2 separate regions of the Mus musculus genome follow, and region 2 is linked to region 1. Evidence: chromatin loops called from intact Hi-C (ENCODE). Cell type or tissue: gastrocnemius. All regions are shown on one strand. Links, peaks and the distances in the headings refer to the core of each region. The heading gives the core; the rest is flanking DNA.

The links. A loop is a pair of places that touch in the nucleus more often than their neighbours do. Peaks named below come from ENCODE experiments on the same cell type or tissue, not always from the same donor. Only the 100,000 strongest peaks of a DNase experiment are listed, where the experiment ranks them.
Region 2: it touches region 1 in a loop (2.2-fold over the local background); 3 of 42 quality-filtered maps call a loop at or near these places.

What each region holds. Positions count from the first base shown.
Region 1 is chr4:134,696,784-134,706,525 of GRCm38, forward strand. It overlaps Man1c1 (mannosidase, alpha, class 1C, member 1), which reads right to left and starts at 7,507. Exons shown (of 12, transcript NM_207237.3): 1 at 6,162-7,507. The coding sequence starts at 6,686. In gastrocnemius, for the core only: no CTCF peak of the experiment used is centred there; DNase peaks (open chromatin) are centred at 5,323, 6,108, 6,409, 6,774 and 1 more place; H3K4me3 peaks cover 3,706 bases; H3K27ac peaks cover 2,878 bases.
Region 2 is chr4:134,594,650-134,604,391 of GRCm38, forward strand. All of the region lies in intron 2 of Man1c1 (mannosidase, alpha, class 1C, member 1), which reads right to left. Gm42326 (a long non-coding RNA gene) reads left to right here. Exons shown (of 3, transcript XR_881492.3): 3 at 64-745. Among named protein-coding and RNA genes, the nearest start is that of Gm42326, 7.3 kb to the left of the region's middle. In gastrocnemius, for the core only: no CTCF peak of the experiment used is centred there; DNase peaks (open chromatin) are centred at 2,837 and 5,652; H3K27ac peaks cover 5,171 bases.

The DNA of each region.
Region 1 (9,742 bases), core at 713-8,712:
GCCAGGACTGCCATCTACGAGCCTGATTTATTTTTTCCAATAACAGAAAAGATGTAAAGACCCTCTGAGCAAGGCCTAATATATATCACAATATTTATTTTTGGTGGGGTAATGGATCAGTCTTGCGGGAAAGCTGGAGAAAAGGCATCTTGTGAACACGGATGTAAATCAGTTACTCTGAATACCTCAGGGAATCTATATTCTCACCCCACCCCCTGCTAACTTGACTGTGAAATAAACAGCTGATTTCTTTACAGGCATCCTCTTATTTGTTTCTTATCTAACACTAAGGACAACTTAAGGATGCCAGACCCAGGAAGTAATCACCTCTCTAATGTCCAGTCCCCCAAAAGGCTGGCAACCCAGAGAGAAAGTTGAGAGCCAGCGATCTGCAGGGGTTAGCGGTGGCTGACGGGTGAGGAAGGACTGGAAGGGTGTGGCTGTGCTCAGGACGCAAGTCTCCTGAGGGATGTGTCCAGTGATTACAGCCTGTCCCCATCTACATGAATGAACTACACAGCTAGGCAGGTAGGAAACGGAGGAGCAGGAAGACTGAAAGGATCTTCAGTGGTCTGCAAGCCAGCTCTTCCCAGGCAGAGCTGTTTCGATCCGCACCATTCCTAATATTAATTATCCTGGGCATCTCCCAGGCTCCAATACTCACATGCTACAAAGAACACAGAGCCTTTTAATTTTCCTACCTGTCCCCGGTACCAGGGATGATAAATCAAAGATACCGAGAAACTACACATGACTAATGAACCAGCCTACTAATGAGAAGCAAAGATCACTCGACAAGATGACACCATCGCCTGTCACAGTCAGCAGTATCCTGGAGGCCTGAGGTGGCAGGCCTCAAGGGTAGAGCCATGGACACGTCCTGCCAAGCCAAAGGCACTTTGGGATAATTAAAGGGATCCTTCAGGTGCCTGCTATCCAGGCAGGAAAGAGTTCCCTCAAGGAGCTCCACCCCTTCAAATTAGCCTTGGGAAATTACTGATACGTCTAGCCAATCTCTTGGGTAGAGCTGTTCAGTCCTTAAACATGACTGGAGACACCCTCCCACCCCCCACTGTGGAAATCCCAGGTGCTCTTGGGGCAAAGATCCAGCCTCAACTATCAGCAACCTTAACTGTTCATTTGCAGATATTTTTGTGTGTTCATACACATGTGGTGCACGTTAGGAGGAGGGCACACATGCACATGTATGTGTGCGTATGGAGACCAGAGGTCAACCTCAGGTGGTCTGTGCTACCCATCTTACTTTTGCTTTTCTTCTAAGAACAGCAATTCTTGGGGACTGAAGAGATGGCTCCGTGGTTAAGAGCACTGGATCTTGCTCTTCCAGAGGTCCTGAGTTCAATTCCCAGCAACCACCTAGAGGCTCACAACCATTTGTAATGGGGTCTGATGCCCTCTTCTGGCATGTACCACATATACACAAAGAACACTTCATAAATAAATAAAAATAAAAAACAAACAGCAGGGGCTAGAGAGATGGTTCAACCGTTAAGAGCACTGACTGCTCTTCCAGAGGTCCTGAGTTCAATTCCCATCAACCACATGGTGGCTCACAACCATCTGTAATGGGATCTGATGCCCTCTTCTGGTGTGTCTGAAAACAGGTAAACATAAAATAAATAAATAATTCTTTTTTAAAAAACCAGCAGCTTCTTTTGCCTATGGGGACAGGTGCGAGGCACGTGCCTCAGCACCCCGGTTTCTCAGCAGAGGTCAGGGATAACTTTTAGAAACAGTTCTCTCCTTCCACCATGTGAGTCTCAGGGATCAAAATCAGGGCATCTGCTTAGCAACAGCTCACTTAACCTGTTTTTTTTTGTTTGTTTGTTTTTTTTGGTTTTTCGAGACAGGGTTTCTCTGTATAGCCCTGGCTGTCCTGGAACTCACTTTGTAGACCAGGCTGGCCTTGAACTCACAGAGTTCTAGCTACCTCTGCCTCCCGAGTGCTGGGATTAAAGGTGTGCGCCACCACACCCGCCTTTTTTTCTATTTTTTAAAGATGGGTCTCTTAGCCAGGCAGTGGTGGCACATGCCTTTAATCCCAGCACTCGGTAGCCATAGGCAGGCTCATCTCTATGAGTTCGAGGCCAGCCTGGTCTATAGGGTGAGTTCCAGGACAGCCAGGGCTACACACAGACACCCTGACAAGAAAAACCAATGGGTCTCTTTATTGCCCAGTAGACCAGGCTGACTGGACAGTAAATCCTAAAGATCCATCTGTCTCCACCTCTCCGTGACCAAGATAAGGACATGTCACCAAGCTCTGCCTCCTCACATGGCTTCTAAGGCTCAAACTCAGGTCCTCAAGCACCTCTCCAACTGACAGATCTCCCCCCGCCCAGTGTACAGATCTTTCATAAAGCTGGATCAATATTCAAGTATCTGGGCCAACTAAATGTCACACCAGATCCTAGGTATAGGGCAGATCCATAAACACAGTGGTAAACATGGGCGTGGGGGCATGGGGAAGAGAAGAGTGCCCCTGAGTCCTGGTCATTGCCTTTACCATATCAAGACCAAGACCCAGACCAAGGTCGGAGTAGAACCCAGGATGGAATCTTTGCAAGACTGCTGTGAGGTGGCACACGAGAGTCCTGGGCTAACCGGTCAAGGACGCAGAAATTCAATCCAAGTTCTTCTCTGCCTAGACAAGCACTTTGGGAAGAGGAACCAGAAGAGATGAGCCTTCCTGGAACTGTTTTCAAAAGTAACTAATAAGCTAGGGGGATACCCAACACCAGTGCCCAGTACCATGGCTCCGTACTGCCCACTGCCTCTGACAAAAGCCCCCTTCGTTGGGAGCTACCCATGGGGGTATTTCAGATCAGCAACCTACCATCACGAGAACAAAACTGTACATTATTTCCCTGCGATGTGACGCTAACAGGCTGCCCATTCCCAACTCTTGTTGGGAGAAGCCTGAATTTGAATCCACAGTCCATTCATTCATCAATGGACAATGACTCCCATTCCCTATCAAACATGTCCCAGGACAGCTATGAATGCATCCCAACACCTGTGTAGGTGACATCATGCCACAATGTCAGAAAGCATCCCCTGTGGGTTTGTATGGCCCTCAGAGCTGTGTTATGCATTCTAGCCATCTTTGCCCTTCTTGAGCCCAAGCTGCAAGCCATTCAACCCCATCTCCCCCAAGTTCAACCTGAGTGCTGGGAATAACTAGATTAATGGACATTTAGATAGCTATTCATGGGTACAAGCCAGGGACACAACATCACCACCATCAAAACCATCACCACATGATTCCACTAGACCACAATGGGACCAAGAGGTACAAGAAAGGAGGAAGTACAATGCTGAGACCTCCCTCGCTGGCTTAGACGTCTACAGAGGGGCCAAAGCTAGACCCTCATCCACCAACAACCTATCACCTCTTCTTCATCCAGTCCTGCAGGAAGGGGTGTGGCTTACCCAAAGACAGACAGTTAACATCTGAGCTAAGACGCCAACAGGGGTTCTCTCGATCCCTCCCCCCATCTCCGACACCTACGGTTTCAAACCCAGGATAAGGAGGTGATTAAGTAGGCCCTGACACGTGTCTAACCAGAAGCTGTGACCTCGACCCATCTTATCAGCAGCCATATCCATCTCTCACATCAGAATGTTCACAAAGACATTTACTTGCTCCTGAGCCTGAGTGTCTGTCCGGTTTCCATCCACTCTCATCCGTCACTCTCTCTGATTCTGTCCTAATGCTTACTTCCACTCTCAAAAACCTCGTCGTATAAGAACAGATCTCTTTTTATCTGATGCTAGCTCTCCTCTTCTCCTTGGGTCTAATCAATCTGTGTCTGGAGATAAACAAACCAGAGACAAATGCCACAGTCCCTTTTCGGAAAACAGGTACCTCTAAAATGACCCACCCCTAGGCGGGACACAGAGAGAAACCGAAGGAGACCCGTGGATAGACACCTCCAGCGAGATGCCCTCCTCTGATGGGACAACAAAGACAGTCATTGTGTCTTACCTTCTAAGCCACCACTTTCAGGATAGGGACATAGGGCAGGGTTCAAAGTCAAGGAGCCTGAGAAGACCACAGATCCCCAAACATAACTGTGAATACAGCCCCAAGCCCACCTCTCTGAGGAGCTTGAAGTCTGCAGACAGAGCAAGGAGGCTATAGAACAGCAGGTGCAAGGAACCACAAGCCTGCCTCTAGCTACAACCAGAGGTGTAAGGCAATGATGACCGCATCACACATCCAGATACCTAGCACCATGGGGCCCTCCTCCCACTCATGCCCACCTACACAGCCTACAGTGCTCACACCTCCTACCAGCCCCTACCACGCCCACCTGCACAGCCTACAGTGCTCACACCTTTCTACCAGCCCCAGCCATTGCAGCAAGTAGGGAGCACCAGACTCTGCTAGTCACAAAGGCTGTCTCTGCATGGGCAGGACCAAGATCCCCTCCAAGAGCCAGCCTACCATGTCCCCCATCCCCCATGCTCCACCACCACCACCACCCCCCACCCCCCAGCCATGCCCTACCAGGGAGGCTCTCAGAAGGCTCTAGCCCAGAAGTGGCTCCTTCTACCTCTCCCACTCTGGAGAATTCCCAATGCTTTTGGAGATCTTTTTGACAATTTCTTGGCAGCTCTAGGCATCCCATGAGAGACGGCATGCACGAGGTGTATGTGTGATTTCACTGGGGGCTGTGGCCCACCATGGAGGTTTGGAAGAGTGGGAAAGAAGGACTGTGCTAAGAGACAGTTTCAGGAAAAGGAGAGGCAGGTGGCCCGGGTGAATGGAAGAGAAGAAGCCCCATAACAGAAAGGGCAGAGAGGATGGCTCTCGAGTAACTGTTATAAATTCTAGTCTTTGATGATTAACCTTTGAGAGTTGAGTGAAAATTGTGGACTTGAAGTTGCTCACGTGCACACACACAAGCACTCACACACCAAGGACTTCGCTCATGTGTGGTTCCCCCGTGACCTGTGATTGCTCATACAGAATCTCAAACAGGGCTCAGCACAGCACCTTAGGGTACCAGCAGCCATAAATGGTGATCCTGGGAGGAAGGACAGCTCCCACAGAGGAAGAGGGTAGCCAAGTCCTCCAATGGCTCTGGAACATCTTGGCAGCAGAGACCCTAAAGGTGCTGCCTGCTCTCTCTAGAAATGGAAACAGCCCTGCTGACTTCCTACAGTAAACCTAGGAGGTCCAGACTGGAGCAATGCTCTCCTTCTGGGTCCCCAGGAACAGGAAAAGCATTTTCTTCTTTCCAGGGAAGAGACCCTGGCCCAGTGCTTGCTCACAGCCCCCTTGTGGCCTGGGGGTGTCACTGCAGCTCCCGCTGCTATGTTGGCCACGCAGTTCTCACAGACCACACTTAGCTGGGGTGGGGCAGAACACTCAGGTACCAGTGGCCTCTTGGCAAATTGTCGGCAAGCCAGTTCCAAGCCGTGTTTGTTTTTGATGTCTTAAAACTAAGACTGTGACTCAAGTCTAGTGATCCCTCTAAATCCCTCTGCGGCCCACTCCTTACGGGGAACCAGTCCAAGACCCGCCTCATTAAGCCAATAACCTCGGAGCTTCTGTAACATTCCCACTGCTTTATTGATCACTCCTTCGTCTTTCACATGCAATTATGTACAATTGTGGCAACGCTCGATAGAAGCAGTTAGCAGGAATGCTCGAGATCTCTGGTCTGCAAGAGGCCGAGAGATTACAAAACAGGACCCCAAATACCTCACATGTCTTGGGTTTTCCAGAGCCTGCTGGAGCTTAGGAGAAGTCAAGACTTAAAAGGCACACAGGGAGGGAGAGGGTTTCTAGTGGCTCCCTCCTGTACAAACGAAAACTAAGGACCTAAAATCCACTCCTACTAGCAACCCATCAGGGAAAGCCTGGAGCCCACCAGGGCTAGGAACTTAAAGGGGACGGGGGTGGTGGGGGGGGGGGGAATCCACCTGGAGGTTGGTAGGAGCCATGAACTAACCTAGTTATCCTAAAGTAGGCACCAAGCAAAGAGAGTAACTTCGGATTGAGGGGCGGTGCTGCGGCCTGCCTGAAGGGTCTTGGGCAGACCAGGAGCCAGGAGAGGCCAAGAAGGTGGGGAATCGCTTGCAGCTAGAAGTCTTGGCGGGAGGTGTGTGTTGGGGGGGGGGGTGCTTACCTCTTTGATTTTCTCTCGCTGAGCTCGCACCAGACTCTGGGACTCCTTACTCTCATCAGTCCTTGTCCCCAAGACCGGGTGTCGAAGGCGGCTGCGGAAACCATTGTAGTCGAAAGTGAACCGGACGCTCTCTTCCTGCGGCCTGAGGGCTGCAACCCTGTTGCCTTCCTCCCGGGGCCCGGTGGGGCGGGTTCGCCGCAGCCACCCTTTCCTACGGAGAACACCGACCAGGCGGCTGGGATCGTCCTCACCCGGGGCCGGAGCCGCAGGGGCAGGGTTGGGAGGCGGCTCCTGCTCTGACACCGAGTGGTGACCGGCGATTTCGGCCATCACCTCCAGGCCGGGCTGTTGGGTCCGCGAGGCCGAGAAGAGGCGCTTGAGGCGAGAGGAATGGGGCAGAAGGAACAGGGCGCCAAAGCACAGGGTGACGAGGCCCGAGAGGAAGAGCAGGAAAAGGAACTTCTGCGGCAGCCGCAGCCCCCACGGCGAGGCCGGGACGAAACCCGGCACTTTCCTCACCAGCATCGCGGCGCGGCCAGCAGGAGGGGGCTGTCAGCTCCGCCCGGGGCCCCGGGAGTCCTCAGAGTCCTCAAGGGTGGGGAGCAAGAGTGAAGTGGCTGGGGTCCCCGAGCAAGGCTGCGCACCTCGAGGCCGCCGCTTCGGGACCCGCCCGAAGTTCAGGGAGTTTGGAGCGAGTCCTCCCGCGCGGGGGCGGGGGCGCGGCGGCCTCGGCGGGGCCCGGGCGAGGGGGGCTGCTCGGCTGGAGCCCGGGCCCGCCGTGCGCCGCAGCCTGCCCTCCGCCTGATCCACGGAGCCCGCGCCCTCCCGCGCCTTCCCGCGCCGGAGTGGTCACATGCCGTCCGCGACGCCCTCGCGGAGGGTGCGCAGGACGCAGGCCCCGACCCGCCGGCACCCGAAGTTTCAGCCTCTGGAGCAGTTTGCAAAGGGAACCCCCGGGGCTTGCAGGGCGAGCGCAGCTCCTAGAGCGCGAGCCCAGCCGGTGGTGACGGCGCAGGGCCCGGCGGTCGGGACACGTCCACAACTTTGCTCCGCCGCGCGCGGTTGCCGCTCCCGAGGCTGCGCGGGACCCAGGGGCTTCAGATGCTCGCGCGGGGAGAGGGATACCCGGGAAGCGCGTGCGAAGCCTGCAGCTGGCCTCTGTCAGCCCTGGGCCTGCCGCTGAGCCAGGAAGCCTTGGCTCCGGCGCCGCAACTCGGGAGGGCGCGGGTCTCCTGCTGCGATCACCTGTTCCCGGCCCCGCGGCTCCGCTAGCCGCGCAGGCTCACCCGCCGCAGCTCCAGACGGGCCGCCGCTGCTCCGGCTCTCACTGCGACAGCGCCGCTGCCCCGCCCCCCGCCAGCCACGCCCTCAGGCCACGCCTACAGCGCGCCTCGCGCCCCTCCTCTCCGCCCGCCGCGGCACCGCAGTTCGGCCAATGGGGAACCTAGCCGGGAAAGATGGGCGGGTCACAGTCTGGGCCACGCCCCCCGCTCCAAATGCTGGCGCTGCGCTCCCCCATCCTGCTAGCTCCAATGGTCCAGCTGCGCGCTGTGGAGAGGGCGGGGTGCAGAGCGGAGAGAGGTCATTGGCTGCTTCCGAGGGATCCCCGATGGGCCACAATCACCCATTGGTTTCTGCCCAGCGTTCGCTGGACTCCGAAAGACCGAGACGCCCCCTCCACCGCCCACCTCCGCCTAGCGCCGCTCTGTGTTTCGGTCTCCCCCCGGAAGGGCCAGGAGACCAGGTTGTTCTGTAAGGCGCTGCCCATCGTTGGGCGACCCTGTCACTTCTCAGCACCAGCCGGGGATTGCCAGGTTGCTGGTAGCCAGGGATGCCCAGAGCTCAGACCAGCCGCGGTAGTACAGCTGCTTCGCTCTGGGGGGGATGGGGATGGCTGGACCAAACCCGAGAGCTGTGGCTGTGGTTATGTCTGGCTGAATCAGTATTTCCAGGGTTCCTCGCAAACCGCCACCAAAAATGTGGCCAAGGCCCTTGGGTGGGGTTGGCGAGGGATGCTAACATGAGAAGCAAGAAGAGAGAGGGACAGACAGAGAGAGAGGCGGGGACCTGGACATATGCACGGGTCATACATAGGATATGCATGTATGTGAACATTTGCATTTTTATGCATACAGAGGCTACCTTGTGGGTGTGTGCTTACATGCAAATATACACTTAATTTCAGCACGGACACCCTAGCAATTATGCCAAAGTGTATCTAGACAGGTCTATATAAGCAAAACATTGACGTGCACAGGCATACCCAAGCCACCTCCACAAGCCCACACATACACCGGCATGTGTTATCAGACACCGTGTGCCCCTGCCCCAAGACACATGCATCCGTGGACTTTAGTCCTTCCCTTGCTGTTAAACCTCACACCGGGGGCCAAAATAACACTGCTGTGTGGGTCTCTCATGCAAAACTCTTTATAGAGACAACAGCATAGGGAGAGACAAATTAAGAGGTATAATAGGCAAGGGGGAAAATATCTGCTTTCAGCTGCAATTTGAAAGACAGAAAATACTGCAGGGACGCCTTTCCCGGAGAGGAGGCAGCCCAGGCAGGCTCTCACCTCATAAATCTTTCTTCTTCCCTGAGGCTTTCTGCAAATGGGCTACTGAGGCTTGCTTCTAACCCTGGCCAAACCATTGCCAGCACGCCCACTCCTGACATTTAAATACCCCTGGCATATAAATTTCTCTCTGCTGAAAATAAAAGATAAAAGACTACTGTCGCTAACAGGTGCAAATATTTTGGTCACCGGAGATGAATAATTTCTCCCAATACACCTAGCTTATATGTAAATTTCTACTTCAAATGTTTCAGTCTCTTATGAGTTTGGCTGGCAGGAGTCAGTTCCCTGGAGTTAGCTCGTGCATGAGATAAGCATGTGTGTGCTCCTTAATGCAGTAGCCCAGAGGCCTAGCCTGGTCTCCTGCACGTCTCCCTTGTCCAAGCTTCTCAGTGGATCCTACAGGAGAGTCCTGGCATATACTTGGGGAAGGAGGTAGGGACCTAGCCTTTAATGTCAGCTTGTCTGCACTGAGGGGGTTGGGGGGCACGGAGACAGAGACGGAGTGTGTGAGTGAGTGTGTGTGTGTGTGTGTGTGTGTGTGTGTATGTGTGAATGTGTATGAGTGTGTGTGTTTGAGTGTGTGTGTTTAAGTATGTGTGTGTATGAGTGTGAGTGTTTGAGTATGTGTGAATGTGTATGTGTGAGTGAGTATGTGTGTGTGTGTGTGTGTGTGTGTTTGAGTATGTGTAAACGTGTGTGAGTGTGGATGTGTGTGTTTGAGTATGTGTGAATGTGTGTGAGTGTGGATGTGTGTGAGTGTTTGAGTATATGTGAATGTGTGAATGTGTGAATGTGTGTGTGTGTGTGTGTGTGTGTGTGTGTGTGTGTGTGTGTGTGTTGGGCAGGGAGGGAGGGGTCATTGGAGGAGATAGAAACAAGAAGTCGGGCTGGAGAGATGGCTCAGCAGTTAAGAGCACTGACTGCTCTTCCAGAGCTCCTGAGTTCAATTCCCAGCAACCACATGGTGGCTCACAACCATCTGTAATGGGATCCAAAGCCCTC
Region 2 (9,742 bases), core at 1,196-9,195, 100 kb before region 1:
CTTATTTATTCATTTATTCATTTATTTATTTATTTATTTGTTTATTTATTTATTTATTTACAGGAGATGGCAATTAATACAGAGAGCCAAGATGTCGATACCCCTCACCCAAGGGTCAGGGATCATTTGGGAAGAGCTGGAAATCCTATAAGAGCCAGACAGAGCAGATGTCCATAGCAAAACAACTTGCCAGACATGACAGGGCCATTGCACACACGAATTCACAGTGGCTGGGGTAGCATGCGTAAGAATTCACAGTGGCTGGGGTAGCATGCGTAAGAATTCACAGTGGCTGGGGTAGCATGCGTAAGAATTCACAGTGGCTGGGGTAGCATGCGTAAGAACTGCACAAGAACAAGCCAGAAAGACTGCAGCATGGCATCACACCCCTAGCTAAGGAGCTACTGGCAACTGATGGCTGCCAGAGGAGGAGAGTCTGTCCTCGGCAGAGATGCTGTCCCCTCAGACTCTAGCCTGAACATCCCGTCCTGTGTTGATGGCACTGTTTATGGACATAAGCTTATGTGACCTTTAGGAGATACACACGGCTTTGCTGGAGGAAGTGCATCACTGGGCTTTGAGGGTTTATAGCATTGGTCAACTTCCTGTTCTCACTCTCAACTTCCTGTCTGTGGCTGAGGAGCAGTCTCTCAGCTTCCTGTTCTGGCCTCTGACTGCCAAGCCTCCTAGGCCATTATGGACTTTTGCCGTGGAACCATAACCTCAAATAAACTCTTCCCTCCATATCTTACATTGGCTTGTATGGTTTTATCACAGCAACAGAAAAGCAGCTCACACACTGCACACGCTCCAGTAGATGTTCCTACCCTCAGGTAAACACAGACAGTGCTAAGTGGACCCGGCAGGTTTTCAAAAAGAGCAGAGGACACTGGGAAGGACAAGACGGGAAGAATTGGAGGCGAAGGGAAGAGGATGGGGTTGAGCAAACACTATAGGCATGTAAGAAATTCTCAAACAGGGGCTGGTGAGATGGCTCAGTGAGTAAGAGCACCCGACTGCTCTTCCGAAGGTCAGGAGTTCAAATCCCAGCAACCACATGGTGACTCACAACCATCCGTAATGAGATCTGACTCCCTCTTCTGGAGTGTCTGAAGACAGCTACAGTGTACTTACATATAATAAATAAATAAATCTTTAAAAAAAAAAGAAATTCTCAAACAATACAAAAAGAGATTAAAGAGCAAAACCGGAACTGGTGTCGTAGACAGCTTGGTTAGTGACGTGGTGGCGAGGCCTGTAACCCCAGCGCTGGGAGAGCAGAGATCGGGTGATCCCTGGAGCCCAGTGGCCGCCAACCTAGCCACCTGGCACATGCACACGTGTACGGTCTCAAGCACAAAGCCAAGAAAGCCCCAAAGGTAGCGTGGCACAAGCTCTTTTATTGCAAAGTGAAGAGTGAACCTCTAGGGTCCAAGCTGGAGGCAGCGGGGCTCAGGGCTTATCTCTGGGTGCTGGGCCGAAGTGCGGTTTATTTCTTCTGGGTTATTTTTATCAATAAGAGATTTATTTATATCAAAAAGGAAACGGGAAGACGGTTTAGACAAAGAAGCCAAACAAATGCTCAACCCAACAGTCCTCACACTCCCTCTTATTCAGGGCAGCGAGTTCACAGAAAACTACCTGCTTGCCCCCACCACCCTGACGCTGGTCCTGAGATCATTTGTCCCCATCATTTGTCCTCACCATCCCCAACTCTCCTCTGATGTGCCAATTTGTAGATGTTCAAGTCCCATATATAAATGGGATTTTTTATTTTTTTGCATAGGACCTAGGCAATTCTCCCATGTGTTCTATTTCATTTCAGATGAGGTATAAGACTCAGTGTCAGATGAGTCCCTAGCACACTGTATTAGGAGCCAGAGAAAAGAAGATCAAGTTCAAGTTCAATACACACTTTCCTCCCAAATATTTTCCATCGGTGGCTGGCTGGACTCACTCAGATGAAACCAAGGGGCACAGCGGACCCAGCATGACCCCCAGAAGAGTGGCTGTTCCCACTGTGCCTCTGCACAAGCTCGGGGGCAGGAGGCACAGGCTCAGCCCTCCTCTGCACAGCCCACTGGGTCTAGTCTGGCCTCGGTGCCCCCTCACCCAGGAATTCTCTGCCCATGTGGCCTTAACTGCTCACTTGTGCTGGCAGTGCCCATGGAGAACCCTGAACTGGATCATGGGAAGGCGTGGTGTGATACAGGCACAGCCTGAAAAAGAACTAGAGAGAAGAAGAGGGAGGGAGGAGTGGGGTAAAGGCAGGGACAGCTGTTACGGGCATATCACAGAAGGGAGGGCTGGCCACAGAGGAAGGGGTGCATCTGGGTGCTTGGACTAGGGCTTAAGCTGGCGTGGAGCTTGTCTGCCCCTCCCACAGCCATGAAGCCAGTCAGGTATTCCTTTCCCGGCCACCTCCCTTCTAAAAGGTGCCAGGGCAGGCAAGGTTCCAGCAAGGCCCCACACTGAAGGACCTGGTGACATGGGGCCCTGTGTTTGAAGGGTCTGGAGGGACTCTGAGGTCCTTCTAGGTCACTCATTCATCTCACAGATGAGGCCCTATCAAGGACTAAGCCAGCCCAGGGGTGATAAGCTTCCACTGCCAGGGTGGCCTCTCAACTCTGAGCAAAGGGACCTACCCGCTCACCCAACCTAGCACTCAGCTCCAGGCCAGGACTGGGAGGAAGCTCAGTCCTTTCCCCCAGGGCACGGCAAGGTCTCTGATTTCAGATTCCTACCCTGGGCCACCTGTTCACCTCAATGGCCTCTGTCTCTTGGAGCTCAACCAGGGCTCCTCATGACCAGCTGTCCGCATGACACCTCCAGACATCTGATGTGGACACCTGAGAAACCGGCTGGGTTTGTTGGTGAGGGCTGCTCTGGCTTGAGGCTCTGGCTTCTTGGCTTGGTTGGTCTCTGCCCCACCCCTCTCCCTGCACCTGGCCGGGCTGGGGTCCAGCAAGGCACTTACTGAGAACCTTTCCCTCAGCCTCAGGGTTACCCCAGAGCCCATGCTAGAAGACGGAGAAGGCCCTATCACCTGCCCAACCTTATGTGCCAGATGGGACGGTTTCCACAGGGAACAGAGTCGCCAGGAGCGAGGCCATGACCTATGTATACCTAAAGATCCCACAGGGCTCACAACAGCAGCCAGACCTTTCCTGGGGCTGCTACTACAGTGGGCTGTGGGTGAGCCTATTCTCCCAGCCCCGTTTCTGAGTTCTTTGTTTTACACAGGATAACCTAGTCAGAGCAGGAGACAATGGAACATGCTAGAAAGAACAGAGACCCAGCAAGCAGAACTGGCTCCAAATCCAGCATGACCCGGCATGACCCAGCAGCACGCCTGCTCCAAGGATCAAAGTTATCTGTGGATGAAGGGGAAGACCCTTGGGTGAAGCATTGAAGAGCCATTCTCTGGTCCCTGAGCATAACCCACCCGCCATACACTCACCTGCCCCTGCTAGATGAACACAGTGTTTGATAAACCAGTTCGCTGCTTTTTGCTCCCTGGGATTCCTTTGTCCATCTTGAAACTGTAGCCTAGCTAGGACGTAGGGAAGGGTTACGAAGTGTGGTCCTTTCTCTGTGGGAGAAGGGATGTTGTCATCTAACTGTTCTGGCCGGTTCATGGAATGAAGCCTTCAGAAACCTCCCATGGGAGATTGTAGGTCCTGCACCACAATACTGCTGGCTTCGTGGGATGGAGGGGGATAACAATGTGGGTGTGTACACAATACCCTGTCATCAGGCCCCTGCACCTGACTGTCCCTGGGCAGCCCCTCCACAATGCTTTTGGTGGTCCCGAGTATCTGCTGTGTGGGCCACCTTGACCCCTGACCTCTAAGCACCAGCTCTCAGCACTGCTTCCGTTTTCATATGTCTTGCCTTCCTAGAACTGGATCCGGTGGTGCGTCTCCCTGAATCCGGGACCCTGGCATGGCTTCCCAGTACCCGGACAATTAAGGCATGATTGCCCTTGCCTTCATGGATTTGTACAAATGATCTCCCTGTATCATGATAGGTTAGTAGCTTGCTTCCCACACAGCCTTCCCTGATTCCACCCGTGAACCTGTTCCCACTCAGGGCATGTGCACAACACTCTCTTGGGCCATTTTCCTTGTATCTTTCTCTCCAATGAATGCTCAAAGGTTAAAGAGGGTTCCTCTGTCTCTCTGTCCCTCTCACATTGAACCTTGCAGTCTTGTTTCCAAGCAGCCTAAAGGCCAGAGCTCTGCGCAAAGGCCCAGTGTCCATTCCCGGGGTCTCCTCATACATGCTCCTCTACCAACCCTTGCTCCCACCACCCTTGTGGCAGCCTGGGTCCACCTCGATGGCCCTCGGCACCTCTCTGACTCCCATAGCCTTGTGTGCATGACATTGCACCTTCTGCTGTGTTCTCTGAGAAACAATCCCTGGTGCCTCTGGCATAAAGACCCCCATTCCTGTTGGTTCACCCCCAAGCATACACACACTAAACAAACAAACAAACAAACAAACAAACAAACAAACAAATGTAATAATGAAGAAGCTGGGTTGGCACGCTTTTACAGTCCCTGTGCTGGGGAGAGCTGGGGTTAGGTTTAGCCTTTATTCTTGCTGGCAGTGGTGGTATACTGCTTTAGTTCTAGCACTCAGGAAGCAGAAGTAGGCTGATGTCTATGAGTTCAAGGCCAGCTTGATTTACACAGTTCCAGGGAAGCCAGAGCTAGAGAGTGAGGCCTTGTCTAAACACCACACACACACACACACACACACACACACACACACACCTCCCTACCCCACCCACAGACATTCTTGTGGAATAATGACAGACAGGAGGCTGCCCGGGACTCAGTGCAGAGTCAGTCTAACCTAATCAATGAACCCCAGGCCAAGGACAGACTAGGTCTCAAAACCCAAGCTGGACAACACCAAAGAGGATCAACACTCAAGACCATTCATCCTCTGGCCTCCACGGGCCTCACCGCACCTCACACAGAGCTGCCTGTTGAGAGGAGTGAGAACTTCTGGCCCCAGCACCTCCTCTCAGGGCCAGGGCCACCTTCACAGAGCTACTTGCCTGGTCTGTGTCCCCACCAGCTCTGCCGTATAATAATGATGTCTTTTATGTGATGTTATATTAACAGAGAGAAATGGGTCAGGCTGGGCAACTCCAGCTCCCGGAAGAACATTTAGAAGGAAAAAAAATGACCCAAGGCCTCGCCTATTACTGCGTCTCCCCGGAGCCACGCACTAATGGCTGTGTTTAATTTAATGATACAATCCGCAGAGACTTCTCTTGATCTGCAGTGAAACAACACGGACATCTTTTCTCGGCTGCCACAGAGAGCAGGGTGGCTGTGTGTGGCAGACTGGAATTTTTACAGATGGGGACCAAAGGCAGTGCTTGCCCGTGACAGTGAGGCTTCCTGGGGTGTGGACGCTCCTTGCTTGGCTTTACCCCAACACCTGGGCAGGACAGGTAATGACTCGGACCCACAGAATAAAGAATGTGAGGATATGTTGGTTTCTAGGCCAGCCTTAAGAAATTGGCAGCTCTCCTGCCTCTGTGAGGGACAGATGCCATATTGTCGGGGAGCCCAAGACAGCCACTAGGACTCCATGTACATTTATCCCGACTGACAGTCCCACCAGAGGTCTGGCCAACAACTGGCATGGATTCCAGACACATGAATGAAAAGCCTCCGCCTCCAACCTACGCAGCTGAGCGCCTGCGCACAAGGTGCAAAGAAGAGCCATCCATGCTGTGCCTTCTGAGAATTCCTGACCTGTCTGATCTGACGGTCTCATCAAATAACCATTGAATTCAGGAGCAACAAAGGCTCCTGGGAAGTTCTGTCACATGAGTTTCTAGGAAGATCCACTAAAGTGGTACCTGCCCCATCCCTACCCCCGCCCACACCACAAAGCATATGGCACACTGTCAAAAAAAAAAAAAAAAAAAAACCACTGTTTTGTAGGAGGAAGCCTTTCAGTTGCACAGAAAGCTTCTGTTTCCTTCCCTAAGTAGCCCAGGCTAGCCTCAAGCAACTGGTCCTCCTGCCTTGGCTTCCTGAGTGCTGGGATTCCAGCGCATACCACCCACACAGTAGCCTTTCTATTCCTACGTGGTCTGGGTTTCTTTTTTTTTTCTTTCTTTCTTGGAATGTTTATGATGCTATTTCCTGGGTCACTCGAATTGCTCTCAGAGGCTGTTTCCAGGCAAAAGCTTCTTGGAGATTCTGGGAGGAAAACCGTTATTAGGAACTATTCCCGGAATCCAGAACTCGCTAGAAGCTGAGAAACACAACACTTGCTTAGTCTGCTCTGCCCACGCCATTGGCCTATTTAAAGGCCCCGTTCCTTCTGTTCTAACTCCTGATGCATTGAGCAAAGATGCAGTCCAGGCCTTGTAGCCTCCGCAGGATACCTCTGTTACCCACTCTGCAAGGGATGCTCTGTCCCAACCACATATTGCCAGCAGAACCCTGGGTTTGCTCAGGGCATCCATTTGCACAGGTCTCTGTGCCTGGCATGCCTTTTGCTAAGGTTCCAGGTGCCGCCCACATCCTAGGAATATAAAGTCCAATGCAACAGTGTTGCAGGTGGGACCTAGGAGATAAGGAGGTCCTGCAGTCTCTGTTTACAGTGTATCTAGCCTCTGTTCAAGAATGCAGTTATCACAGGAGTTGGTTAGTTAGTTATCTCAGCCATGGGTCCTGGTCAGTGGATGAATCTGGCCCCCTCCCTCTCTGTTGCTCTTCTGCTATGGGATGACAGTAGGAGACGCCAGTTGCATGATGCTCCCAGATCCTGGCTCCGTTTTGACACCCCAGGAAATGAATGCCGGTGGAGTGTGAAACCTGATAAACACCCATGACCAGCAAGACCTCATCAGAACTGCCTCCCCCCCAACCCCCCTCTCCCGTGCTCACTTCCTGCCAGGCACTGCAGTGCCACACACTGCTCTCTGAAGCCTCGTGACAGCTCTCAAATTGTCTCAATCTCACAGATGAGGATCAAGGCTTGTCGGATTAAGTCACTTATTCAAGATTCATCCATCCATTCAGCCCCACTCTGCTCTCAGGGTGCTGGGGCCTGGCACAGGAGTTCCATGGGAAGAAAGGTGCCACGACCCATGCCTAAGCTCCTGTACGAGTGTTGGGTGACTCCTGGGTGAATGTGAACACACACTCCCTGAGCCCAGGCAGGGTCCCGGTGACACACCGAAGAAACACACTCACTATGGCTTGGTGAATCAGAGGCGAATGGGGCTTTCTTACTAGAGTGGTGGCCCTAAAATAGCTGTGTCATATAGAAGTTCCACCCCAGCACAGGTGGCAACCTCCTAAAATCTGCAGAGTTCCCTCTTCAACCAACACCCCTTTCTACTAACAGTGTCTTCTGAGACCTCATGTATAGGATTACGGGCAGCCAGAGGGCAGGGGCAGAGGTCTACAGCACAGGGGAGGAGGGTAGCTGAATGGGGCTGCGTTGGAGGGTGGTGCGCTTTGGTTAGGAAGTGCTGTGTCCATTTGATAAGAGCTTAAGGAGTACGGAGGGGAGAGGGCAAGGTGTGGCAGGAAGCAAGCACGCTCTGCATACACCGGAGGATGGGAAATCCTAGCAAGTTTGTGATGGTTCAAGTTCTCCGTGCAAGTAGAAGGCATGGAGAAAGAGGGAAAGCAGCAGCTGGAGAGGGGGTCACACCCAGGCTGCACAGGGCCATGGGGGCTATGGGAAGGGGATCTAGCTAGCTTAGGACCAGATGTGATGGACTGCTGTATAAAGAGTGGTCTGGAGTGGACCCAGAAGAGACCTTCAGCAGAGCTATGATATGAGTCTGGGGTGTGCCCAATAGTCACTCAGGGTTGTGTAAGTGTGTGCGTGTGCGTGTGCGTGTGTGTGTGTGTGTGTGTGTGTGTGCATGTGTGTGTTGGCAGGAATAACTTAAGCTTTAAGGCCTCTCACCCTCCTGCAGATCGGCATAGTTAGCAAGCTGTATCTCTATCCTGCTAGGAGAGCCTCAATCTGCCTGTAACGGGAGGGTCTCCTCATCCCAGTGCAGTTACAGACCCTGTCTGGCATACACTATGGCCACACAGGGCTATGTATTGATTACTATGCATTCCCTCTTACTCCATGGGCCAGAGCCAAGCAGCACAGATGTGTGGATCTGATAACCAGATGAATACTCATTAGACTGCAATCAGAGGGGCCCCATTTACCCCCAAGATACACACGGAGATGGCAGAAGTAGCCAGGGAGGTGGAGAGACTGGTACAGAGCTGAGTCCCTGGGGGCAGTCCTTCCAGCAACAGAGAATGGGTAGAACTCTGGAGACACCAAGGAAACTTGACTCTAGTGTTCATGTGCTGCCTCAGTTTCACTATCTGTATAAAAGGAACAATGGTACCTCTACCTGTTAAGCTGCCCTGGGGGCTAGAGAGCCCACAGAACTCGGGCTACAGCATCTGGGCTGCACTGCCATTCCTGGCTGTGGTGCTGGGGACAGAACCCAGGCCCTCACACACACTGGCAAATACTCTACCCCTAAGGGGTACCCCTGAGCCTTGACAGCACACACACACGCTTTCTGACAACTTGGCAAAGAGACTGTGGTTACAGATGAGAGACAGTGGCTTAGAGTCAGCTAAAAGTCTTAGAGTAGGGGTTGGGAGCCAGGGTTTGCCCCAGAGGACCTCCGCATCACCACTGTGCAGAGGTCCCTAGTGCAGGCGGTCAAGGATGCTTCTCTGCAGCCTGGTGTTAAGTCCTACCTGGGGCCTCAGTGCCATTCCTTGTCAGGCATTGTCTGTGTGTGAGGAACTTATCTCTCCCTGGAGGCCTGGGGACTCTCATCCCAGTACAGGGCCAGCCGGCATGTTTTGTTTGTTTTTTTTTCCTGCATGAATACCATGTAGCTGCCTTCAGGTCTGATGCCCATCCCCACCCCCGCCCCGCCCCCACACCGTTCTGGGTCCCATTATCTGCTCCAGATGCGCTCCTAGGAGGCCAAACTTCCCTGACACATGGGATCCAGGAAGGCAGAGGTCTTGCCCTGTTATTATCTCCAGAACCATCAAAGACCCAAGAGGATGCTGGCTGTGCAGCAGGGTCTGAGTCATGAGTGAACCAGCTGAGAGGACTGAGGAGCAAGCATGGTCAGCATCGAGAGATGAGGGTGGGGACACCCAGCCAACAGCCCTGGGGTTTGTCTTTCTTGGTTCCCAGAGCATTCATTCAAGATTCTGACAGAAGCCAATTGCACTCTCCCCTTCTCCCTCTCTGTTTCCCTGACTCTGAGACAGTGTCACTATGTACCCCAGGCTGGCCTCGAACCCAGAGATAGACTTGCCTCTGACTCCCAATGTAGGCCACCAGGTCCAACAACTTCCTTACTACAGAGACTCTTGAGCACACGCAGCACCCACCACTAGACTCTTGCTAAGGGACAGGCCTGGGATGCTGACCCATGCATCCAGACTGACTCTTGCTAAGGGACAGGCCTGGGATGCTGACCCATGCATGATGAGGAGGGGGCGGCCAGGTCACTAAACATCCCTGGTCACCCGATTCACGCTATGAAACGGGACTCTGGCTCATTACTGAAGCAAACGGTCATCTTAGGTGGCATATAGGTATCACCCACAGCTAACCTGAGCTCATGCTGGTGTCCGAATGGCTTTCTGAGGACAAAAGGATGGGAGCCTGGGCAACTCACTGCATCACAGTGCACATAGATTGAGAGGCA